Regions from separate parts of the Homo sapiens genome. Here region 2 is linked to region 1. A link is a loop called in an ENCODE intact Hi-C map of the cell type or tissue named here. Cell type or tissue: OCI-LY7. All regions are shown on one strand.

Region 1 (5,000 bases):
CACCAAGAGCTCCATTTGCTCTCTATTCAAATACACAAGGTTCCATAGTCACCTGGGCTGTGCTAGACTACAGAGAGGGAAGGGCTGAAAAGTGATTGAGGTGGATTTGTCTTGCTTCCTGACAGCCCAGCATCCACTTACTCTACTTAAAATAGCCTCCAACCTTCTCAGGGAGTCTACGCTTCTACTCTCAAGGCTGGGGGTTCCAGTGGAGCTGATTTCCAGCTCTAAGGGTGGCATGTGACCATGTTTGACCATCAAAGCTTCACATTCCCTTGACTGCAGTGATTGGATCAGAGATGGATAATGACAGGCCACCGGGACTTCCTCCTCTTTTGCTGAGACTTCTGAGATGAGTCTTCTTGACACAGAGACTTCTCAGCCAGAGTACAAGGCTGGCCTGCTTCTCAGAAGTCCCTGAGCTTTGGGGCCCAGGTGTAAAATGATATTGATTCAAGCAGGTCTCAAGCTGGGAAGGAACATATACCATGGCAGGAATACAAGTTTATGGTGAGCTGGAGGCACAGATTTCTCCATAATAAATAAGCATTGTGTAGGAGGGACCAGTGTTAAGAGCAGAAGGGTGTTAGGGAGGGGCATCTGGCGGGTTTGAGGAGTCTGGATCTGAACTCTGCTGGAGGATTCCAAGATGCGGAATGTGATGAGTCTCCAAAATTGCAATATGCTCCTCCAAGCTTTCAAGATCTCTGTAGTGAAGAGCCTTGGCTGCACCCTCCTTCCTGTAGCCAGCTGCATGTTTGCACACTGAAGAATTTAGCCATTGCTCTTTCTCCAGTCCTCTCTGCTTTAAGGCATCTTGGTTATTGTTTTTTCCTTCTCCCATCTTTTCTCCCACCATCAAGGTGAGACTTCACTTCATCTCTGGCAGTGTTTAAAAGAAATTTCCATTCAGCACAACTCTTTGAATCCTTTGGAGAAGAGTTTATCAAAGAAATGTAATAGGAAAATAAACTCTGTGGCAAACATTTGGCAATTTATTTTCAGTTTTTTCCCTTGTAGTTTGGCAACCTGTTCTGATGAATCCATGTGCATGAATAAGCGACAGCCAGGATTCAAGGAATTGTATTTCTATTGTCTCAGTCATAACTTATCTCCCATTGTGTTGACTCCTCCCTGTATTTTTTGCCTGACATACTGCCTGCAGCTTCTGAGTAATTCTGCTGAGGGACTAAATATCTTACTCAGCTCTATTCATCACTCCTTTGTTCAAGCTGAACTAATAGCAACAACAAAAAACAAATCCCCAAACAACCGTATGGTAATTTGGTATATAACATGCCACCATTTATGGGGCTGAGTTTTAGAACGTCCCCCCACCCCCTACCCCCCGCCCGGTGCCAAGGACTCAGGAATGATGGGGAGTGTAATTGAGGGATTTCCATTTATGTCATTCCTAGGAAAGTATGTTTCCCCAGGCTCTCAATCTGATTTTTCTCCTCTTACTGAGTGCTTACTGTAGCCTTTACAAGGGATTCATTGGTCTGTATATCATCTAATTGCTTCAGTGCCATGATAAATCAATTTAAGAAGCGATTGAAGCGTTCAACATAACAAGTCTTCCCATAAACCAGCTATTTGGGCTCTGGTGGCAAATCGGAGAGCAGAGACAGGCACCGGAGGGTGCCCTCAGCACGGAGACAGGAGCCCACTGCTGGTAGTTTGGTATTGGAAAGTGTTCCTTGGGGAAGTCAGCCAGGACAGCAGCGGGAGAAGAAGCTGCTCCGGGCTAACTTTGCCTCATCGTAACAGCGAGATCTGTAGATACTAGCTCTGCCTTTGGTCAGAAGAAAGTCTCTGAATTATTAGAAGGAAAAAGAGAGTGGGGGAAATAGAAACAACAAAAGTTCTCTATTTCCTCGGGAATGGTAGAGCCTAGCCTTGAAGACGCTAATGTTTCTGTGGCTCTTTACTCCCTCTTGTGGCCATATGGTGCCAGTGTTTTCTATCACAGACCATGTTTGCATCAATCACTCTGTTGTTTAACGTGAGAATATAATTAGTTTGGATGTAATAATCTAAGGACACAAAGCAAAGAGGGTCTATGTGCATCTGGACACACTTCTCAGAGAGTTAAAGAATTCAGTCGTAAAAAGTCGTAAATTAGCACGTAGATCCATTGTTCCTGCCAATATATAGCTTCACAAACACCTTTTTCACCAAATATTGGACTAGTACAGGGATTATACGACTTGGGAAGGAAAGAAAGCAAAAGAATTTTACTCTTTTACTTCAGCTGAGGGTAAATAATATAAAATTTCCCTACAAGAATTAAAACGTAGGATCTGAATTCATACATACATCTCAGCGATGTAATGTATGTTTGTAATATTTTTGGAATTATTTTACTTATTGCATATTGTATTCTCTGTAACATGCTCTCCTCTGCAGCACAGGCAGGAGTGGAACAAATGACAATTTAATTGAAAGGTCCCTTTTTTGAAAACTTGAATAGGATGGGCAGCTCTCCAAGAAAATGTACTAGAAATAGATTCTGTTTTTCAAGGAAAATGAGCTGGCAGCAATTTTTAAAGTGCTATGCATTGCTTTAGGATTATTCTCAATAGGGCCAAGTACATCTGCAGTGTGGCTTAAAGTTTTCAGTACTTTGGTAAATTATGCGACATTAAAACAAAAATACTATACTTTTTTCACAGGTATGGACTCTGTACAGGGCATTCTTTAACTGGCCTGGCTGCTTGGGCGTGGTCAAGGTACTGTAAACATTTGTCTTTCCTGGTAGGGTGGGCAGCCTCTACAATTGTCCCCACAATCTTTCCCTCTTGGTATCCATGCCCTTGTACAATCTCTCCCCTTTGAGCATGGGGTGGACTTATTGACTTGCTTCAAATGAAGAGAATATTGCAAAAGTTATGGGATATCATTTCCTTAGGTTACAAAAAGACTATGGCTTGCCAAAAATGGAAGCAACCAAGATGTCCTTCTACTGATGTGGCACATCCACAGAATGGATCATTATTCAACACTTAAAAAAAAAAGAGCTTCATCTTCGCTGTTAAAATTGACAGTATTGTGGATCATAAAGCCAGTTTCCCTATATTTAAAAGGCTTGAAATCAGGGAATGTTCTTTGATGATAATGCATTACACTCAAAATCATTAATAAAAAGATTACTAGGAAATTTCCTTGCTTGATATTAGGAAGCAAACTTGTAAATAGCTCACACATCAAGAAAGAAATGTTAGAAGCTGGAAACCATCATTCTCAGCTGCTGCGGGAAGTCAGGGACCCCGAATGGAGGGACTGGCTGGAGCTGCGGCAGAGGAACATAAGTTGTGAAGATTTCATGGACATTTATCAGTTCCCAAATAATACTTTTATAATTTCTTATGCTTGTCTTACTTTAATCTCTTAATCTTGTTATCTTTGTAAGCTGAGGATGTACGTCACCTCAGGACCACTGTGATAATTGTGTTAACTGTACAAATCGATTGTAAAACGTGTGTTTGAACAATATGAAATCAGCACACTTTGAAAAAGAGCAGAATAACAGCGATTTTTAGGGAACAAAGGAAGACAACCATAAGGTCTGACTGCCTGCAGGGTCGGGCAAAAAGAGCCATATTTTTCTTCTTGCAGAGAGCCTATAAACGGACATGCAAGTAGGGAAGATATCACTAAATTCTTTTCCTAGCAAGGAATATTAATATTATTAATACCCTGGGAAAGGAATGCATTCCTGGGGGGAGGTTTATAAACGGCTGCTCTGGGAATGTCTGTCTTATGTGGTTGAGATAAGGACTGAGATATGCCCTGGTCTCCTTCAGTACCCTCAGGCTTACTAGGGTGGGGAAAAACCCTGCCCTGGTAAATTTGTGGTCAGACCAGTTCTCTGCTCTCGAACCCTCTTTTCTGTTCTTTAAGATGTTTATTAAAACAATACGTGCACTGCTGAACATAGACCCTTATCAGTAGTTCTGCTTTTGCCTTTTGCCTTGTGATCTTTGTTCTGCTTTTTGCCCTTTGAAGCATGTGATCTACTCCCTGTTCTTACACCCCCTCCCCTTTCGAAACGCTTAATAAAAAACTTGCTGGTTTGAGGCTCAGTTGGGCATCACGGTCCTACCGATATGTGACGTCACCCCCAGGGACCCAGCTATAAAATTCCTCTCTTTGTACTCTTTCTCTTTATTTCTCAGCCAGCTGACACTTATGGAAAATAGAAAGAAACTACATTGAAATATTGGGGGCAGATTCCCCCGATACTCAGCAAACTATCACGAGGACAGAAAACCGAACACCATGTGTTCTCACTCATAGGTGGGAATTGAACAATGAGATCACTTGGACACATGGTGGGGAACATCACACACCGGGGCCTGTTGTGGGGTGCGGAACTGGGGAAGGGATAGCATTAGAAGAAATACCTAACATAAACGATGAGTTAATGGGTGCAGCAAACCAACATGGCACATGTGTACCTATGTATCAAACCTGCATGTTGTGCACATGTACCCTAGAACTTAAAGTATAATAATAATTTTCTAAAAAAAAAACTGCCAAAGGGGGAAAAAAAGAAGTTAGAGAACATTTTAAACTGGAAAACTTCAAAGTTTTCTTTGGAAACCAGGAGGGAATGATAGAAGGAAAGGAGAAGCAAGGTTGTGGATTGTAATGGTGGATCATAGAATCTAAGCAAGAGGAGAAAGTAAGACAGAAAAGAGGCTGGCATTAGGAGAGCCAATGGAGTCAATGCACTTCCATGAAAAGGCATGGAAGAAACTGAAATTCATATTACTAAGTGAAGAAAGCCCATCTGAAAAAGGCAACATACTGTATGATTTTAACTATATGACATTCTGGAAAGGAAAACCTATGGATAAAATAAAAAGATCAATGGTTGTCAGGGGCTTGGGGAGAGGGAGGAATGAATAGGCAAAGAAGAATTTTAGGGCAATGAAAAAGTTTGTGTGATACTATAATGATGGATATATGTCATTACACATTTGTCAAAACCCATA
Region 2 (5,000 bases), 190 kb before region 1:
TTGTTCTGTGTGCTTCACTTAATTTCCTTCTTAGACACCGTTGAGCAATGACTGGCTAAAGGGCTGATTCCAGATTTGCCTGCTTCAGACAGTTCTGTTATCAAAGAAACAGTTCTGTTTGAAACAGGCAAATCTGGAGTCAGCCCCTTAGCCAGTTGTAATATCTGTATAACATGATATTATATATACATGTCAAATACAAAATTATTGGCCAGGTGTGGTTGCTCACACCTGTCATCCCAACACTTTGGGAGGCCAAGGCAGTAGGATCACTAGAGGCCAGGAGTTTGATACCAGCCTGGGCAACATTGTGAGACCCTGTCTCTACAAAAAAAAATTATCTATACCTGCATTACCTGCTCTTTCTTGAAGAAAATATGATTTAAAATAGTCTGTGCTATAAAAGAAACTAGTTGTTTTCTTCTTGAGGGTTTATATATAAGTACTGGTAATGAATAGCTATTCACATATATAAAGTCTACAAGTTACTGTCTATGAATATGCCTGTTTAATTTTTATTTCCCCAGATTTGCTATTTTTATTTATTTTATTTTATTTTATTTTACTTTATTTTATTTTATTTTATTTTGAGACGGAGTCTCGCTCTGTTGCCCAGGCTGGAGTGCAGTGGCGCGATCTTGGCTTACTGCAACCTCTGCCTCCCGGGTTCAAGCGATTCTCCTGCCTCAGCCTCCCAAGTAGCTGGGACTACAGGTGTGCACCACTACACCCAGCTAATTTTTGTATTTTTAGTAGAGACGGCGTTTCACCATGTTGGTTGGCCAGGATGGTCTCGATCTCTTTACCTCGTGATCCGCCTGCCTCGGCCTCCCAAAGTGCTGGGATTACAGGCGTGAGCCACTGCACCCAGCTGATATGCTATTTTTAATATCCTTACTAAATTTGCAGCTGAGAAATAATACCTCTTGCTTTAAGTTGCATTTTTTTAAATGCCATTGAGATTTTTTTTGCCATTTGTTTAGTTGGGAACTACCTGTGTCAAAAACTATGAAGGGTCTCAGATTTTACCTTAAATTAAAACTAACAGTTAGCTTTCTGTTTCTGTTGCCACAGAAACAGTTCTGTTTGAGGCAGGCAGTGGATTGTTTAAACAGTCCATTTAATTGATCCATTAAACATTTTAGTGGATGCTGTTAGAAGACATACGACTCTTGGATCAGAGACAAAGGACAGTTTATGTCTAACAGCAAAAGCAATAACCAGAAAATCAGCACTTTACACTGGTTGCCTGAGCCACAATTTCCAGAGAATGACGGGAAGAGGGCCAGATGATACCTACCTTACCTACACACATAGTAGGTTATATTACAGGAGAGGATCTCTGAGTTTAGGGGACCCAAATCTTTTATAATCGATAGTAAGCATACTTGCCCTTTGCTCTGGAGGGAGAGACGATAGTTATACAAACATCCTGGCAATTATACTGCAGAAAAAAGGGCAGACATGACTCACTTATAAAACATGCAGAATTTGGGATACCCATGGAGAATAACCACCCAATAATCTAGCTATATCATTTTTTCATTTATTTCTAAGGTCTCAGTTTTTTCTTAATAGTTTGTGTTAAAATCTAACATAACAGTAATGGTAATCCTATTTTCTCTTTGCTGTCAATATCTTCCTGTTTTCTGTTTCAAAGATACACATTTAATTAATTAATTAATTTATTTATTTATTTATTTATTGAGACAGGGTATCATGCCTGGTGCCCAGTGCTGTGGTGCAATGTCAGCTCACTGCAGCCTCGACCTCCTGGGCTCAAGCAATCGTTTCACCTCATTCTCCCAAGTAGCTGGGACTGCAGGTGCATGCCACCATGCCCAACTAATTTTTGTATTTTTTGTAGAGACAGTGTTTTGCCATGTTGCCCAGGCTACTATCGAACTCCTGAGCTCAAGCTGTCTGCCTGCTTCAGCCTCCTAAAGTGCTAGGATTATAGACGTGAGCCACTGCCCCCAGCCAAGATGTACATTTTTGATTCATAGGCATTTAAAATTTCATGTCATTTAACCTTAGCAACTTTTCATTTGTGATCTTTTTCTGGCATACTTCTCCCACTATATTTCTGCCCCTACACCTTTTTTCTGTGACCCTTTCCCACTTCTTTTTTTTTTTTTTGCCTAAGATTGAAAAGCTTTAGGAGAAAGTTTGTTTTATTTAAATAATTAATAATTATGTTTTTAGTTTGGAGTTCCTTATTGCCCTCACCTTTCTGTACCCTACAGGTTCCTATCTTTTTCAGCATCTTCCTCCACATTTCTGAATTGTGCATACCTTAGAGCGATCATAGCATTCTAGCAGTCTAGAAAAACAGTACTGGGAGAGGAAATAAAATGCTGCATGTATTGCCATTTATACTGGCTTTCTATTGGATGTACTTTTCATAGAACATAAACGTATCTCCAAACTGAAGCTTATTATTTCACTAAAAGTAAGAATGCTGTATATCCTGTACTTTAGTTATCACTGCTAGAGGTTATTTCAAAACTACCATTTTCAAAAGCAGCTCATATACTATCTCTTTTGCCTATTGCTTTTAAAATTACCATTTGACTTATTTTTCAGGCAAATAGAAACTGCATAGCAATCGCTTCCAGTCATGATGTTCAAGAACTGGATGTTTCTGGAATTCTGGCCACACAGGTCTACACTTGGGTAGATGATGATATAGAAGTGGAAACCAAAGGGTACCTTCATAGTTTGTTTCTATTTAGTAATGTTGCAATATGAGTGACTATATTTACTGAACTAAAACTTTCAAAAGATTCTTTAAAGCAATGTATAGATTGTAAGCAGAGTAGAAGCTGATGTGCTAAATGAGGGGTGGCAAGAGCTTTAAATAAGGGAACTGAGAGAAGAGTAAGTGAAGGGAACAGAAATTGTTGAGGTATGAGGTCATTGTGTGTGAGTTACAAATAAGAGCTGAAGAAAATTAATTTTAAAGGGAACTATAAATTCAAATTTTAGACCTTTCAAGTGTAAAAAAGAAAGAAATGATGAGTTGTTTTTATTCTGGTTGACATTCCTTTATAGATCAGAAGATTTCTTGGTTATACATGCTCGTGATGATTTAACAGCTGTTCAAGGTACAACTCCATATACACATAGCAATCCTGGCACTCCAATCAACATGCCATGGCTTGGTAGTACACAGACTGGCAGAGGAGCATCTGTGGTATGTAAAGTTAAAAATAAATTTAAGTTATATGTAACTTTTATTTTTCCCTCTAGGTTAATGGATAAAGGATGATTTAAAACATTTTTCTTAATTCCTAAAGTTTTAGTAAGTCTTACATGTTGGAAATTGTAAATTTTGATAATGAAGACTAGTATGTTTTCATTTGAAAGGGTAATAATAAATTGTTTTAAAAATATACTTTGCTTGAAAACCAAAGAGCTATATTTTAATTAAGAATTATTTGAAACATGGTTCAGATCAGGCTTCAGCAAGGTGTTCCCCATAGATCAAATATTACCCATGACCTGTTTTTATATAGCTAATATGCTAAGAATGGTGTATACATTTTAGTGAAATGGTTTATACATTGTTTTTTCAATAGTTGAAAAAACAAACATAGTATTTTTTGGCACATGAAAATTACATGAAACTGGATTTCAGTGTTTTTTTACAAATAAAGTTTTATAGGAACACAGCCAGTCATTTGTTTCCATTTTGTCTGTGGATGCCTTCACACTACAGTGGCAGAATTGAGTATCTGCAACAGAAAGTAAATGCCCATAAAGCCAAAACACTTGCTATCCAGTCCTTTATAAAAAAAGGTTTGCTAACCCCTTGTCTAGGTATCTTTTAATGGATATCAATTAATAACTATATCCATATTAAGTATCACTTTTTTAAATGCCAGGACAAATATTCTTTTTTTTTTTTTAACAAAAACAATATATAATTTCTTAAGTTAAGCAAAAAGCAATATAATAATGAACTGAAACATAATTTTTCTGTAGTGTTGGAGGATCTTTTTTAGCCCTGATTACCTAGAGATGTGATTCATATTTGTACTTCCAAGCCTTTATTATTACGTAGGTTATAGGAACTAATGAACGGATTTGAAGAAGCAAAGAAAGGTGGTAGGGTTTTTCAGAATTTCATAAGTACTGTAGAATGCTTTCCTTGGCCAAAAAAAAAATTATTTTTCATTAATTAGTATGAGCAATTGTTCAAGTAAAATCTGAGTTATCTTTAATAATACCTTGTAATATTTTGTACCTAATGGAGTTCCTTTATAGTTGCTATAACCTTATAATTTGCAGTATCTGTTGTAGTTGTTATTTACTCGTATTTAAACATTCTTCAGATGAAGCTTGAGATCCAAAAAGGTCAAGTGGATCAACTTATGTCACTTTGTTAAATGTATGGTAGAGCTTGTTTTAAAGCCCTCTGTTCTCCTTAGTTCAGTGATTTCAAGTAGCAGTGTTTTAAGGATTAAAATGAACTTGAAAAGCAATCTAGTAATTATTCAAATGAAATGACTTGCTCAGTGGTGGTTAAATAATTTTTCCAGCTGACAGATATGTTACAATTCATTGGTAAAACTTACTGATATTATATTCTTTTAAAGGAGAACTCAAAGGGAATATATGCCAAAGAAGTGCATAGGACTAATAGGCACTTTTTTGAATTCCAACCTCAGAGATTACAATATAGTTCTTCCTGTAACATCTTTCTTGTTGGTCTCTTCCTACTTCTATTCTTTACACAGCAGCAGCCAGTTACTCTTTTCTAAAACATCATTCAGGTTGTCACTCGCTTTCTAAAAAATTTCAGATTTCCCAATACGGCTTTTAAATAACAAGTCATTAATAGGGCCCTACAAAATTTAACCTTCTGCCATCTCATCTCCCTTTATTCTACATCTGATTCTCTTTGCTGTAATTACACTGGCTTCTTTCTGTCTCTTGAACTTATTAAGCTCATGGTTATGTCAGGAGCCCTTGACTTTCCTTCTGCTTAAAATGCT

The links. Hi-C counts contacts between places; a loop is a spot of excess contacts. Peaks named below come from ENCODE experiments on the same cell type or tissue, not always from the same donor. Only the 100,000 strongest peaks of a DNase experiment are listed, where the experiment ranks them.
Region 2: it touches region 1 in a loop (2.5-fold over the local background); 6 of 110 quality-filtered maps call a loop at or near these places.

The regions. Positions count from the first base shown.
Region 1 is chr5:119,410,297-119,415,296 of GRCh38, forward strand. No RefSeq gene overlaps it. Among named protein-coding and RNA genes, the nearest start is that of HSD17B4, 40 kb to the right of the region's middle. RefSeq lists enhancers at 16-285, 1,672-1,801 and a silencer at 1,758-2,052. In OCI-LY7, a CTCF peak has its summit at 1,949 (motif pointing left); DNase peaks (open chromatin) are centred at 1,625, 1,925 and 3,975; H3K4me3 peaks cover 513 bases.
Region 2 is chr5:119,217,886-119,222,885 of GRCh38, forward strand. It overlaps DMXL1 (Dmx like 1), which reads left to right. Exons shown (of 44, transcript NM_001290321.3): 36 at 2,587-2,708; 37 at 3,055-3,196. Among named protein-coding and RNA genes, the nearest start is that of MIR5706, 66 kb to the left of the region's middle. In OCI-LY7, no CTCF peak of the experiment used is centred here; a DNase peak (open chromatin) is centred at 2,876; H3K27ac peaks cover 651 bases.